Linked DNA regions of Homo sapiens: region 1 is linked to region 2. A link is a contact called in ENCODE Hi-C or POLR2A ChIA-PET data. All regions are on one chromosome and are shown on one strand. The core of a region is the stretch at or near the end of the contact, and the rest is flanking DNA. Distances in the headings are between cores, read along the strand shown. Region 1 holds the start of LOC105371796 (a long non-coding RNA gene). Region 2 overlaps DCAKD (dephospho-CoA kinase domain containing).

Region 1 (7,662 bases), core at 158-2,657, 330 kb before region 2:
GAAGGGCTAGGTAACCTACCCAAGGTCACACAGCTGAAAAGTGGCCAAACCAAGGCTAGGGCCTGGGGAGCTGGAGCCCTGAGTCTGGGCTTAGTCACTTGAGATTTCTTGTCTCCCAACAACTGCCTGTAAGTGGTAGGCATTGGCTCTGTGACCCAGGAGGGGAAAGGTCGTTTGCCAAGAAGGATGATGTCTTTGGCTGTAGTGGACAAGGAGAGCTTCCCAGAGGAAGGACAGGAGAGGGAGTGGGACAGACAGGGTAGGCAGAGCCTTGTGTGCAGCCCCGTGAGGAAGACAGGAACTCGGGCTTAGACCCACTGGCTTGTTTCCGGCTGTGACTTGACCTCTCTGAGCCCGGGCTGCTCTGTAAAATGGGTATAACACAGACCCACAGTTTCTTACTTAAAACCTTGGGGCCAGATGTGCTTTGGAATTCAGAATTCTTTAGATTTTAGAAACAATTTGGTGCGTGTATAGAATGGCACCCTCAGGGTACCTGGGACCGCATTCTTGTAATCAAACATGTACTTTTTTTTTCTTTTTCTTTTTTTTTCCATCAGCAAACATGTAAGTATTCACGTGCAGCCAGATAAGTGAAACTGCAACTTAATCTCAGGTTGGTTCAGGTCAGATTTCGCCATCCTGTAAGCTCGGTTTTCAGGCATTTGGGGAATCTGGAATTGAGGAGAGGAGAACGTGGTTCCTTAGGAGATCAGGCCTGAGAATCCCCGCACAGAGAGAGAGGGCGCTTCCTCCGCAGGCTTCCCTGCCTGCTGGGGGCCAGGGAGGAGACCAGCTTGTTGGAAGCGGAGACGTCTAAGGAGTTTCCAAATAGGAAAACCAGCGGCTGCAGGCCTCAGGACGTGGCCGGGCGAGCCGCAGCCTCATCCCGCGAGCGGGCGTTCCTGAGCTGCCTGCACCGTGAGTCACCCGGACGGCCGCGGGCAGCGCGCAGGAATGCGGCCTCGCCAATCGGCGGGGAGCGGGTGGGCGGCGGGCAGGCGAGGGCACCTCCGGGCTGAGCCGCTGCGCGTGACTCAGCAGGGACCCCCTGCGCGGGCGAGCCGGCTGCTGCCCTGCGGGGGACCCACCCGCTGGGACCTTGGTAGGGGATATGGGAAGAAACTGTACACCTTCCATTTGTATTTATTTGTATTTCTTCCTTTTACGTTTAAATTTATTTTCAAATAGGTAGTACCTTCATATGCTTTAAAAATGTAAAGCGGCCGGGAGCGGTGCCTCACACGCCTGTAACCCCGGCACGCTGGGAGGCTGAGGCAGGAGGATTGCCTGAGACCAGGAGTTGGAGGGCAGTCTGGGCGACAGAGGGAGACCCCCCGTCTCGACAAATAAAATAAAATAAAGATATAAAGATCTGGAAGAGATATTTGTACACCCATGTTCATAGCAGCATTATTCACATTGGCCAAAAGGTGGAAGCAACCCAAATATCTATGGAGAGATGAATGGATAAACAAAATGTGGCCCACGCATATATTATTCAGCCTTAAAAGGGAAGGCGCTTCTGTCACATGCTACAACATGGGTGAACCTTGAGGACATTGTGCTCCGTGAAATCAGCTTGTCACAGAAATACGAATACTGTGTGATTCCACTATATGAGGTGTCTGGAGCAGGCTTCTTCACAGAGAAACGGGGGTGCCAGGAACCTAGGGAGAGGGGAAGTGGAGTTCTTTTACGGGTACAGAGTTTCAGTTTCGCAAGATGAAAAGAGCTCTGGAAATGGATGGTGGTGATGGTTGTACCAAAAGGCGAATGTACTTAGCACCACTCAACTGTACACTTAAAAAATAGCTAAGATGGTAAACTTTGTTATGTGTGTTTTACCAAAATTAAAAAGAAAAAATTTAAAGGTACAAAAGTCACTCTCCCAGTCCTGGCCTGCAAGCCATCCACTTCCTTCACCCAAAACACCTAGTCTCACCAGTTTTCGTGTATCCTTCCAGAGCGTCTGTGCAAATCCATATAGGCATGTGTAAGTATAAACATATAAATATAAATCTGCATAATAGTCTATATATACACACCTGTTCCTCTTTAAAAAAAAACAGTGGGGCTGGGCACGGTGGCTCACACCTGTAATCCCAGCACTTTGGGAGGCCGAGGCAGGCAGATCACTTGAGGTCAGGAGTTCGAGACCAGCCTGGCCAACATGGCGAAACCCTGTCTCTACTAAAAAATACAAAAAAATTAGCTGGGCGTGGTGGCAGGTGCCTGTAGTCCCAGCTATTCAGGAGGCTGAGGCAGGAGAATGGCATGAACCCGGGAGGCGGAGCTTGCAGTGAGCAGATAGCGCCACTGCACTCCAGCATGGGTGACAGAGTAAGACTCTGTCTCACAAAAAAAAAAAAGAAAAAGAAAAAGAAAAATTAGCCGGGCGTGGTGGCAGGCACCGATAATACCAGCTACTCCGGAGGCTGAGGCAGGAGAATCGCTTGAACTGGGAGGTGGAGGTTGCAGTGAGCCGAGATTGTGCCACTTCACTCCAGCCTGGGCAAAAGAGCGAAACTCCATCACAAAAAAAACAAAAACAAACAAACAAAAAAAACACCAAAAAAAAAAAAAAAACCAATGGTAGCGTATTCTGTGCTTTGTTTTTCCATTTAAAAATACACCTTGGAGGCCAAGCGTGGTGGCTCACACCTGTAATCCTAACACTTTGGAAGGCCGAAACAGGTGGATCACCTGAGGTCAGGAGTTCGAGACCAGCCTGACAAACATGTTGAAACCCCGTCTCTACTAAAAATACAAAAGTTAGCTGGGCATGGTGGCAGATGCCTGTAATCCCAGCTACTGGGGAGGCTAAGGCAGGATAATCGCTTCTTGAACCTGGGAGGCAGAGGTTGCAGTAAGCAGAGTTCATGCCACTGCACTCCAGCCTGGGTGACAGAGCAACACTCTGTCTCAAAAAGAAAAAAAAAATCTTGGAGACCTTTCTAAACCAGTACCTAACAAGCTTCCTCATTTTTTTTTTAACAACTTCATTGAGATATGATATAATTTACATAAAACACATCCATTGTAAATGTACTATTCAACAGTTTTTTTTTAAATGTATAGAGTTGGGCAGCTATCACCACAAGCCAGTTTTATAACATTGCCATCATCCCCCAAAGTCCTGTTGGATCCATCTGCAGTGAATCCTCACAGCCATCCCAGCTCCAGCAATGACAGATTTGCTTTCTCTACAGATTTGTGTTTTCTGGAAATTTCATATAAATGGAAGCACACAATATGTGGTCTTTTGTGTCTAGCTTCTTTTACTGAGCATAATATTTTTGAAGTTCATCTATGTCGTAGCTCATTTAAGAAGTTTGTTCCTTTTTTGCTTTTTGTTTTTTGTTTTTTTGATACCGAGTCTCACTCTGTCGCCAAGGCTGGAGTGCAGTGGTGCGATCTCGGCTCACTGTAACCTCCACCTCCCAGGTTCAATCGATTCTTGTGCCTCAGCCTCCTGAGTAGTTGGGACGACAGGCGTGCGCCACCACTCCCGGCTAATTTTTGTATTTTTAGTAGAGATGGTGTTTCACCATGTTGGCCAGGCTAGTCTCAAACTCCTGGCCTCAGGTGATTCACCTGCCTCGACCTCCCGAAGTGCTGAGATTACGAATGTGAGCCACTGCGCTCGGCCAGTTTGTTCCTTTTTATTGCTGAGTAGTATTACACTGAATGGATATTTCACATTTTGTTTATCCAGTTACCAGCTTTTGCATATTTGGATGATTTACAGGGTTTTTAAAATGTACAATGCTGCTATGAGCATTCAGGTCTTTGTGTGGCCACATTTTTACTTCTCTTGGGTAGTTTCTGTTTAACTTTTTAAGCAACTGCCAAGCTGTTTTCCAAAGTGGCTGCATCATGTTACATTCCCAACAGCAATGTATGAGGCTTCCACTTTCTCTACATTCTCCACCACACTTGTTATTATTATCTGTCTTTTTGATTATAGCCATCCTGGTGGGTTTGAAATGGTATCTCATTGTGGTTTTAATTTGCATTTTTCAAATAACAAATTGAAATTGAACATTTTTGTGTGCTTATTAACCATTCTTTTTTATTATTGTTAGGAGAGAGAGGGTTTTCCTCTGTCACCCAGGCTGGAGTGCAGTGGCACAATCATAGCTCACTGCAGCCTTGAGCTTCTGAGCCCAAAAGATCCTCCTGCCTCAGCCTCCTGAGTAGCTGGGACTATAGATACACACCACTATATCGGCTAATTTTTTTTTTTTTTTGTAGAGATGGGGTTTTGCTATGTTGACCAGGCTGGTCTCAAACTCCTGGCCTCAAGCAATCCTCCTGCCTCGGCTCCTGAAGTGCTGGGATTACAGGCATGTGTCACAATATCCTGAGCCATGCCAGCCCATATATTTTCTTTGAAAAAAATGTCTATTAGAGTCTTTCATCTTTTTTTTTTTTTTGCAGCGGGAGTTTTGTGGTGGCGGTGGGGGAGTCTTGCTCTGTTGCCCAGGCTGGAGGGTAGTGGCACAACCTTGACTCACCACAACCTCTGCCACCTGGGTTCAAGCGATTCTCCTGCATCAGCCTCCTAAGTAGCTGGGATTACAGGCGCCTGCCAGCACACCTGGCTAGTTTTTGTAATTTTAGTAGAGATGGGGTTTCACCATGTTGCCCAGGCTGGTCTCAAACTCCTAGCCTCAAGCAATCCACTTGTCTCGGCCTCCCAAAGTGCTGGGATTACAGACATGAGCCACCACGCCTGGGTTGTTTTGTCCATCTTTACATTTAGTTGTTTGTCTTCTTATTATCGAGTTATAAGACATCATTTTAAAAAATAGGTCAGTCATAGTTGATTGTATGCATGGGACGTCATTTGTTTAACTTGTTTCCTATTGATATCTCTTAAAATTTTCGTTTTATACGTATTTTTATAATAGGCATAATATATTAATGCAATAGTTTATGTTCCTGACATAAATAAGCAAATACAATTGGAATACATCCTCAAGTTAGTTTGCTGAGAGGGATCATTAAGGCCTGGTGACCCCTGACCTGAGCCTTCCTCCCCCTCCCCCCTCTCCCCGCCTGCCCCACCCCGTCCATCAGGCCCTTTCTAGCAATCTCAAGGTTTGTAGAAACCTTGTTAAAAGCCCTCTTTCCTGGCAGCCTCTGACCTCCAAAAAGTCTGATTGGGATCCCCTAACTGATGAGGGAGGCTGAGGCTGAGGGAGTCCACCCAGGGTAACATCGGCACGGTCTGAATCACAGGGCTTTCTGGAATGACCCAGAGGCCACCCCTTCCTTAATTTGGGAAGCTCCAGGCTAGAGGACATGATGAGTGTTCATGCTGAGGTTCTCCTGAGTCCAGCAGCGTGAGGCGAGCTCAGAGCCCAGGAGTGTGGTTCGGGATGGTGCTGCCCTCAGCCCCCATGCTGCGTCCTGACCCCCCGCCCATCCATCTGCCCAGCCTGTCAATGTGGACTCACACACACCTGGTGTCACCTCAGAGCAATCCAAAGTAAAAGACCCTGCTGGTCCATGTCTCCCCTCCTGGTGGTTCCTTCATCTCCATTATCTTCTTCTTCATCATCCTCATTGTCACCACGTACTGCAGACATGTCCCATGCCTGTAAGTGACTTCTGGGATACTGTTTAATCCTCCAACAAATCCTACGAGCTGGAGCTTATTAGTTCTCTATTGCAGAAGAGAAAACTGAGGCTCCGGGAGGCTATGGGACTTCTCTGTCCCATCTTAGCAACAGAGGTGGAATCCACAGTCCACACCTTTGACTGGGACATGGCCCTACCCACCCTTCAGGGGCTGAGAACTGGCGCAGACTCAGCCTTCAGCTGATTTTCACCTGATTCTTAGCAGACGTCTTGGAAAAACCTCCTGGTGACATAATAAGAGCAGTGTGGCTCCAGGGTCGGGGAGGAATTTAGGGGGTGAGAATTGGGGGTGCCCCCCCTTGCCCTGAGCCAGGGCAGCTGCAGAGAAAGTACTATTCAGGGCAGGGCAGGAATGGACCCTGGAGAGCCTGAGGGTCCCACAGGGAGAGCACGCTGTCTACCCCCAGCACAGCCCCCGCCTCTCCTGGGGCTCAGCAGGCAGAGGGGAGAGGGCAGGTTCAGCCCAGAGAAGAGGGACTGTCACAGGTACCAAGCTTGTCTACTTTGGCAGGAGAAAGCTAAGGTCTGTAATCACACTTTCTGTTTTCACTTTTCTTCCATTTCTGAGTAAGCATTTCTATTGGAAAACTCCAGACTTGTCTGAGCTCAACGAAAGGAAAAGGGATCTGTGGGCACCCAGAGCAGGCCAGGGGTGGGGGTGGGGAGCCGGGCCCCTGAGTGGGTAGTATGCGTTTCCAGGGGCTCAGATCTGATGATCCCATCCTTGGCTCCACAAATTCAATCCATGCCCCTTAGCTTGGCATTCGAGGCCTTTCCTTCATCTGGCTTCAGCCCCTGCTTCTCTCTGGCTTACATCCAGGTTTCTGCTCACATTGTTCCCTATGCCCACAATGCCCTTTCCTCCCATCCTAAGAGATCCAATGCCCAAACTCTGGTCATCCTTCAAGGCCCAGCCCAGATGCCTCCTCCTCCATGAAGCCTTCCTTGACCCCCTCAGCTGGACATGACATCTCCCTCTTCTGAATTCCCACAGCCCTTGGTTCATACTTCTCTGAGGGCGTATTCCATTCTCCCACCAGCAGCAGACCTTGGTTGTGACCCTACCCAGCATCCTTCCTCCTTCTGATCAAAACACTCCAATATTCCATGAGAAATATCTGTCGCCCACCTTCAGACATGTGGTCCAGAAGAAGCTGATTCCACTCCCAGGATCCAGAGAGGCTCATAAGGCCCAGGCCTCGAAGTCGGAGTAGCCCATCTTTTCTCCTACCCCCTCCACTTCTGAACCCTGTGCTTGCTATGGGATCAGTTCAGGTATGGGGCTGTGACTCAGTCACAGCCAGAGCTATATCAGGGCTTTTTTCCTCTTTCTTTCTTTCTTTCTTTCTTTCTTTCTTTCTTTCTTTCTTTCTTTCTTTCTTTCTTCCTTCCTTCCTTCCTTCCTTCCTTTCTTTCTTTCTTTCTTCCTTTCTTTCTTTCTTTCCTTCTTTCTTTCTTCCTTTCTTTCTCTCTCTTTCTTTCTTCTTTCTTTCTTTCTTTTTTTAATTTATTTATTATTATTATACTTTAAGTTTTAGGGTACATGTGCACAATGTGCAGGTTAGTTACATATGTATACATGTGCCATGCTGGTTCATTCTTTCTTTCTTTCTTTCTTTCCCTTTTTTTTTTTTTTTTTGTTTTGTTGTTGTTTTTTGAGACAGAGTCACCCTCTGTCGCCCAGGCTGGAGTACAGTGGTGTGATCTCACTGCAACCTCCGCCTCCCAGGTTCAGGTGATTTTCCTGCCTCAGCGTCCTGGGTAGCTGGGATTACAGGCGCATGCCACCACACCCAGCTAATTTTTGTATTTTTAATAGAGACAGGGTTTCACCATGTTGGCCAGGCTGGTCTCAAACTCCTGACCTCAAGTGATCCGCCCACCTCAGCCTCTCAAAGTGCTGGGATTACAGACGTGAGCCACCGCGCCCAGCCTCTCTATAGATCTTACTCTGGCCCTGGGTTCACGTCACTTGCAAGTGAAAAATCCCTGACTGCTATTTATTCCTTTGCT
Region 2 (7,416 bases), core at 3,703-6,202:
GAGGCTGCTGCAGGGCTTCCGCAGCGACATGGTGGCGCTCATGCACCGGGGGCTCCTTGTGGGCTGTGCAGGTGGGAGGTAGCGCTGGCCGGGCACTGCGGGTTGGATGGAGGGTGTGAGAGAGGCCAGGAGGATTCCGAGGCTTTTGGCCTATACAAGTGGAAGGAGGGAGGAGGGAGGTACTGTTTAGGGAAATGGAGTTATGAGAAAAACCCAGAATTGTATAGAAAAACATTCCCCCAAATCCGGAGGGAGCCGAGAGACCAAAGAATGATTCGGACAAGTCCAGCTTCGTGAGTAGGTGAGCGTATTAGGACTTAAATGGAGGGCACTCCTCAGTGGCAGCAGGACAGCTCTGGGCGTCCGTGCCGCCTCCCGTCTCCAGGCTGCCTTTAAGCTAATTTTCTGGCTCTTTGCCTCCGGTGTGTGTGATGAGACTATTTTCCTTGGTATGTGCCCAGCTATGCCCTAGGATGTTTGGGTTCTCAGGGACACGTGCTCCTCAGCTGGGCACCATGGCCTTGGCTTACCGCCCAGCCTGCAGGGTTCAAGTGGCGGACATACATACACCCTTAAGTAACCCATCACACTACAAATGGAGTAGACTGCAGTGGCTGTGACATGTCACACACTGAGTTGGGGAAGATGAGGTGACTGTGACCTATGTTGTCACCTCATTTAATCCTGACACGACCCCATGAGTAGTCATTACAGATCTTTTTTTTTTTTTTGGAGACAGAGTCTCACTCTGTCACCCAGGCTGGAGTGCAGTGGCGCGATCTCAGCTCACTGCAACCTCTGCCTCCCAGGTTCAAGCGCAAATCCTATTTTATACTCAAGGAAAGAGAAGCTCAGGATGCTGAATTAAATTGCCTACAGCCATACAGCTAGTTAAGGGACAGAGCTAATCCCAACCAAGGTCCCTTTGACTCTGAACCCTCTGAGAATGTGCAGTCCCTGTGATCCTTTTTTTGCATAAATGGCAACAAAGTAGTCCAGTCCAAACAGCCTCCCTGCTCATTCATGAAAGCTGGAGTGATGGTTTGTGCTTGGAGAGTGCTCAAGTAGAGAAGAGAGACCTGTCCCCTCCCTGCCCTTGGTGTTGGCAAAGGGAGCAGGGAGGACACAGAGGGAGGCAGACGCCAGCTCCTTTCCTTGTGGCTCTCTCCAGGTAACTGGCAGCCTGGAGGAGGTGGCGGCTTAATGGGCCTAGCCCACGAAGAGAACTTGGACTTGAAGGTTTAAACAGCAACCTCTCACCAATAATGAAAGATTAGGAGTGGGGAAGCCGTATACAAAAATAGCACTTAATAGTTAACTGGAAAACAATATATTTTTGCAACCACTGGTTCCTCGAGAAATAATTGGGTCCCAAGGCAGGAAATGACTCGTTTTCATGAATGATTATATTGATCATTGGTGCAAAACAGATACACCCCCTTAGGAAAGCAGTTCTGTCTGGCTAGTCAGGCGGCCCCAGTGTGAAATCCTGAGAGGCGGCAAGGGGAGGAGGACAGGGGCTGCAAGCCGAGGGAGCCAGGTCCTGGCCTGGCACACGCAGGGGCGGGTCTGTTGAATGGGGGATGAGAAGGAACAGAATTTGCCTCCAACATAAGTCCTGAGCTGTCCCAAGGGAAGAAGGTGACAGAGTGAGACCCTGTCTCAAAGAAGAAAAAAAAAGTCACATGAACAGAAATGAAAGTCCAAAGCATGACGAGTCCAAAGGAGGGAAAGTAAAGGGAGTGGTGAGAGATGGCAGGGGCATCATTTGGGTTGGGGGATTGGATGAGGCTCCTCCAAGGGGATGTGACTTGCTCCCATGCTGCTTCAGGTCCTGGGTCAGACAATGATGTGCCTGTCACTCTTTTTTTTTTAAGTCAGGTCTTATTCTGCACCCAGGCTGGAGTGCAGTGGTACAGTCATGGCTCACTGCAGCCTCCAACTCCTGGGCTCAAGCAGTCCTCCCATCTCAGCCTCTCAAGTAGCTGAGACTACAGACATATGCCATCATGCCCAGCTATTTTTTTTTTTTTAAGAGACAGGATCTCGCTTTGTTGCCCAGGCTGGCCTCTAACTCCTGGGCTCAAGTGATCCTCCCACCTTGGCCTCCCAAAGTGCTGCGATTGCAGGCGTGAGCCACCATGCATGGCCCCCCATTGCTCTTGATACCCTTACCCACTTACCACCACCACACTTACTGGTACTGTGAGTTTATTGTTTTACCCCTCCCCTGCTCCCCCCACCACCCCTTCTCGTGCCTGGTGTCTGATTGGTTGACACAGTCAGTACAGGGTGACTGAAGAGTAGTTAGCCCTGAGGTGAGTCTGGCAGAGAGAACACCAGCACAGAGGCTTTGGGGTCGAAAAGAGCCCGCATGTGGCTGGGCACAGTGGCTCACGCCTGTAATCCCAGCACTTTGGGAGGCTGAGGCAGGCAGATCACGAGGTCAGGAGATTGAGACCATCCTGGCTAACATGGTGAAACCCCGTCTCTACTAAAAATACAAAAAATTAGCCGGGCATGATGGCAGGCGCCTGTAGCCTCAGCTGCTTGGGAGGCTGAGGCAGCAGAATGGCGTGAACCCGGGAGGCGGAGTTGCAGTGAGCCGAGATCGCACCACTGCACTCCAGCCTGGGCGACAGAGCCAGACTCCGTCTCAAAAAAAAAAAAAGAGCCCGCATGTTCAGGGACAGAAGGAAGATCAGTGTGACAGGCACCAGGCATCGTGGACAGGGAGTGACTGAGGGAGTCACACAGGGCCTGGAGACCTCTGTGAAGGGCCAGGAGGAGGCGGGAGAAGGCAGTGAAGGTTTTAGATGGGAGTGACATGATCAGATGACTCCTTTAAGCCATGACCCTGGCTACCTTGGGGAGAAGCCAGGCCGGGACGAGGGGGTCAGGTCATGAGGCTACTGGAGTGGTCAGGGCACAGGTGCTGGTGGCTTAGGCTAACAGAGTGGGCCTAGTGGGATTAGAACTTGGCCAGACCTCCCAGAGCAGTAGGGCTTTATTTAGCCCATTAATTTTTCCCTAAGAGAAACACTGCCAGAGGAGATTCTAAGACAGACCATTCTCTGAATGTATTTATTCTTCTTGGGGCTACTGGGCCCAAGAAGTAAAAACTGAGAGGCAATTTGGAGACACCCGATGCAAAAGAGCCCACCACTTGTGGAGCACAATAGAATCTGATCGTCATTTCACAGGCCTTAGAGCTTCACTGCAGAGTTGGAGCGCAGGCACCAGCTCTAACCCAAACTCCTTGCCCTTTTCTTTGCACCCTGCTGCCTTTCACTGACATGGAGAATGAGGGAAAGAAAGGATGGGGTGTGGCTTCCCTGGGATCAGAGGCTTGCTTTTCTTTCTGGCTCCTCCTTGGCTGATGAATCCCATACCTGGGATTGGTCCCAGAATCCAGCTTCCATTTCTCCTGCACAGTGCATTGGCTCCTTCTCTGTTACTGTGGACTTGGTGTTGTCCTTCCGCCTCCAGCCAAGCCAGTTCTGTGAACAGCTTTTGGTGTTGAGGAGGAAGATTCCCAGGCCACCAACAGTAATGTCATCCCTTGGTTTGCCAGGGGAGCTTTTTTTTTTTTTTTTTTTTGAGATGGAGTCTTGCTCTTGTTGCCCAGGCTGGAGTGCAATGGCACAATCTAGGCTCACCGCAACCTCCGCCTCCCGGGTTCAAGCAATTCTCCTGCCTCAGTCTCCCGAGTAGCTGGGATTACAGGCATGCGCCACCATGCCTGGCTAATTTTGTATTTTTAGTAGAAATGGCGTTTCTCCATGTTGGTCAGGCTGGTCTCGAACTCCTGACCTCAGGTGATCCTCCCGCCTTGGCCTCCCAAAGTGCTGGGATTACAGGCATGAGCCACCACACCCGGCCTTTTTTTTTTTGAGATGGAGTCTCACTTTGTTGCCCAAGCTGGAGTCCAGAGTGGCATGATCTCTGCTCACTGCAACCTCCGCTTCCCAGATTCAAGCAATTCTCCTGCCTCAGCCTTCCGAATAGGTGGGATTACAGGCATGCACCACCACGCCCAGCTAATTTTTGTATTTTTAGTAGAGATGGGGTTTCGCCATGTTGGCCAGGCTGGTCTCGAACTCCTGGCCTCAAGTGATCCGCCCACCTTGGCCTTACAGCCACTGCGCCTGGCCCCAGGGGAGCATTTATTCACCACTCCCAGGAGAGCTCTGAACCACTGAAGGGGAGGAAGAAATCACCAGTGTGACTCTCAGCCTCCCTGGGGAGCTGCACCGTTCTTGGCACTGAAACTCCAGCCCCTCTCACTCACAAGTGTGGGGACTGAGGCTCAGAGGAGGGAAGGCACCCGGGGCTCAGCTGTTTCTTGTATGGAGTCCTTACCACCCTGGGCCAGGCTGGAGAGAAGACTTCCTGCAGTCACATGGGTAGTTTTATCACAGAATTCAGAGACCAGGACCCAGGACTTTCCACTTCCAGTCCACAGCCTTTCATTTTAGCCATGGTTCTGGGCCTAGCTGATTCAGATTCAGTGGGCTGGGGTAGATGGAGCCTGGGTGTCTGTACCTTTTGTAAGTTTCGCAGTAAATTCAGATTATAGCCAGGTTTAGCACTTGCTGTGAGGAATGTACTGCCTCTGTGTAAGCGGCAGTGGAATGTGGGAAGCCAGATCGGATTCTGGAGAATGATGACTTGACCAGAGCAGAAAGAGGGTCATGAACACAGGTGATCAAAGGTGGTCGTTTGTTCATGTGGGCCTGACAGGGAGCTGCTGGCAGGTCTAGGTGTGACTTGGAGGCCGCTGGGTACCTAAGCCTCTATTTCCTCCTTGCTGAGCTTTGGGAGCACCGTGGGCTGCAACTTCCTCCCTGGCAGATCCCAGTAGATCTGTGCGCAGCCAAGTGAGTGGGAAGGCACTCATACAGCAGGCCCAGGGCCAGCACCACCTGACCATTCCTGCTTACCTGTCAGCGCTCTGTTCTCAGATGTTTTCATCTGGTACTATCTAGCTCTCCAGTTTTCCCAAGGGGCAAGACTTGTGTTTTCCTCTGGTTACCCAAGAGGTCCCTGGCACCGTTCCTGCAGAGCACAGAGATGCTCAGTGGATGGTCAGTGAAGGAATGAGCTACAGAGGGGCTTGTTGGACAGGAACAGCTGTTATTTGTCAAGGCCCTTTTAAGTTGGGGACCCGGAGCCTCCCTGGGCGTGTGCTCCTTTGTCCGCTTGGCCTTCCTGATGGAGGCCAAGCAGCTGTTGGTCTGTTTCCACAGACACTCGGTCAAGGCACTGAGAAGGGAGGATACTCATTAGGTAACCCGGGAGGCTGGAATTTCCATCTGTGCTCTGGCCATTGTCCACACACCCCCTCAGCCCCCATTCTGCAGGAAGAAAACAGTATGATAATCAAGAAATTATTTCTCTTTGGCTCTGAATCGATTTGCCTACAAACAGATTCATCTTCCTTACTTTGTCTCATTAGTCTAAAGGTAAATTAATTTTTCATTCCTTGAGTACATTAAAGGCAGGGGTCTAGACTAGGGGTTAGGAGCCCTGAACTGCATCCAGCCTTTGATAATAGCTGCTGGTGGGAAGTCCCCTCCCTTCTCTGGTCCTCAGTCTCCACTGCTGTAAAAGAAGAGTTAGAATTTATCCTGAGCGCTGTTACACATCAGAACTGCCTGGGTGGGCAGATCACCTGAGGTCAGGAGTTTGAGCCAGCCTGGCCAACATGGTGAAACCTCGTCTCTACTAAAAATACAAAAAAATCAGCCAGGCATGGTGGTGCATACCTGTAATCCTAGCTACTCGGGAGGCTGAGGCAGGACAATCTCTTGAACCCAGGAGGCAGAGATTGCAGTGGGCCCAGATTGCACCGCTGCACGCCACCCTGGGGGACAGAGAGAGACTCTTGTCTCAAGAAAAGAAAAGAAAAGAAAAAAAGGCCAGGCATGGTGGCTCACGCCTGTAATCCCAGCACTTTGGGAGGCCGAGGTGGGTGGATCACCTGAAGTCAGGAGTTTGAGACCAGCCTGACCAACATGGTGAAACCCCATCTCTACTAAAAATACAAAAAAATTAGCCAGGCATGGTGGTGGGCACCTGTAATCCCAGCTATTCGGGAGTTTGAGGCAGGAGAATGGCGTGAACCCGGGAGGCAGAGCTTGCAGTGAGCCGAGATCACACCACTGCACTCCAGCCTGGGCAACAGAGTGAGACTCTGTCTCAAAAAAAAAAAAAAAAAGCTCTTGAAGCTTGGCGTGGTGGTTTACGCCTGTAATCCCAGTACTTTGGGAGGCTGAGGTGGGTGGATCACCTGAGGTCAGGAGTTCGAGACCAGCCATGGCCAACCTGGCAAAACCCCATGTCTACTAAAAATACAAAAATTAGCTGGGCATGGTGACGGCTGCATGTAATCCCAACTACTTGGGAGTCTGAGGCAGGAGAATCGCTTGAACCTGAGAGGCGGAGGTTGCAGTGAGCTGAGATGCGCCATTGCACTCCAGCCTGGGCAACGACAAGAGTGAAATTCCATCTAAAAAAAAAAAAATTCTTTCTAGATTTTCTATTTCAAAGCTTCAGCTGAGTGGCTGACATTTTGTTTGTTTGTTTTGTTTGTTTGTTTTTACAACTGAACCCTGTCCTTTTTGTGACCTAGAGGGAGATCACCAGCCTCAGAGAGATGGAGGAGAAATTATTATTTTTTTTAATAGAGAGAGAGCCTTGCTGTATTGCCCAGGCTGGCCTCGAACTCCTGGTCTCAAGCAATCCTCCTGCCTCAACCTCCCAAAGCACTGGGATTACAGGCGTGAACACCGTGCGTGGCCTAGAAATGATTGTTAAATAGTTGATTAATGTAGCTAGGTCTCTCCATTTGGATGATGACTCCGTGGTGGATAGTTTCCTCTCTCCACCTCTGGCTTTCCGGGGTGAGAATGAGCAGTGGCAGATTTCAATTTCTAGGTTGGTCCCCTGCTGCCCCAAGCCAGGCACCAACTCAGCCACATCCAAGCAGCTGCCTCCCCTGTCATTTGGTGTGTCCTCACGGGAGGCAAACTCATTTCAGTGTAAGCTCAAGCAAAGTGTAATTAGGACAGTAAATCTGCTGCTTAACGGCAACAAAAAAAGTCCTATGGCAGATTTTACAGTCCTGGAGAAGTGATTTGAGGCTGAAGGAAGGGTGGGAGAGACCTGGCCTTTGATTTAATTGCTTCCAGCCTGGGAACAAAGTCCAAGACATGGTAACCTCATTTACTCCAGAAAATGCACCATGACTCCTTAAAAGTTTATGGTGTGATAGTCTGAGGTTGGAGGAATAGGGACATGATTTCATGAAAGTCTTTTTTTTTTTCCTTTCTATGCCTTGCAGTGGAACTGTAACTCCTACTTTTCACCCTGTATCACTATCCTCACTTCCATTTTTGGGATATTTACCATTTA

Evidence for each region. A loop is a pair of places that touch in the nucleus more often than their neighbours do. ChIA-PET counts read pairs that join two places held with the same protein, here RNA polymerase II (POLR2A). Pooled maps may share reads with other maps.
Region 1: a pooled map shows a loop between it and region 2 (2.5-fold over the local background). The contact joins two enhancer-like sites. A Hi-C loop is called at or near these places in 1 of 50 pooled maps. POLR2A ChIA-PET finds 5 or more read pairs at or near these places in 2 of 52 experiments (A673 and K562).

The regions. Positions count from the first base shown.
Region 1 is chr17:45,365,121-45,372,782 of GRCh38, reverse strand. It overlaps LOC105371796 (a long non-coding RNA gene), which reads left to right and starts at 6,261. Exons shown (of 3, transcript XR_934786.3): 1 at 6,261-6,924. RefSeq lists enhancers at 117-766, 726-1,020, 767-1,415, 365-1,564. Within about 2 kb of position 1,407, at least 31 of the 41 ENCODE cell types and tissues checked have a DNase peak (open chromatin) inside an H3K27ac peak, as active enhancers do.
Region 2 is chr17:45,036,572-45,043,987 of GRCh38, reverse strand. All of the region lies in intron 1 of DCAKD (dephospho-CoA kinase domain containing), which reads left to right. Among named protein-coding and RNA genes, the nearest start is that of DCAKD, 11 kb to the left of the region's middle. RefSeq lists enhancers at 1-874, 2,029-2,663, 2,664-3,298, 3,299-3,933. Within about 2 kb of position 4,952, at least 6 of the 41 ENCODE cell types and tissues checked have a DNase peak (open chromatin) inside an H3K27ac peak, as active enhancers do.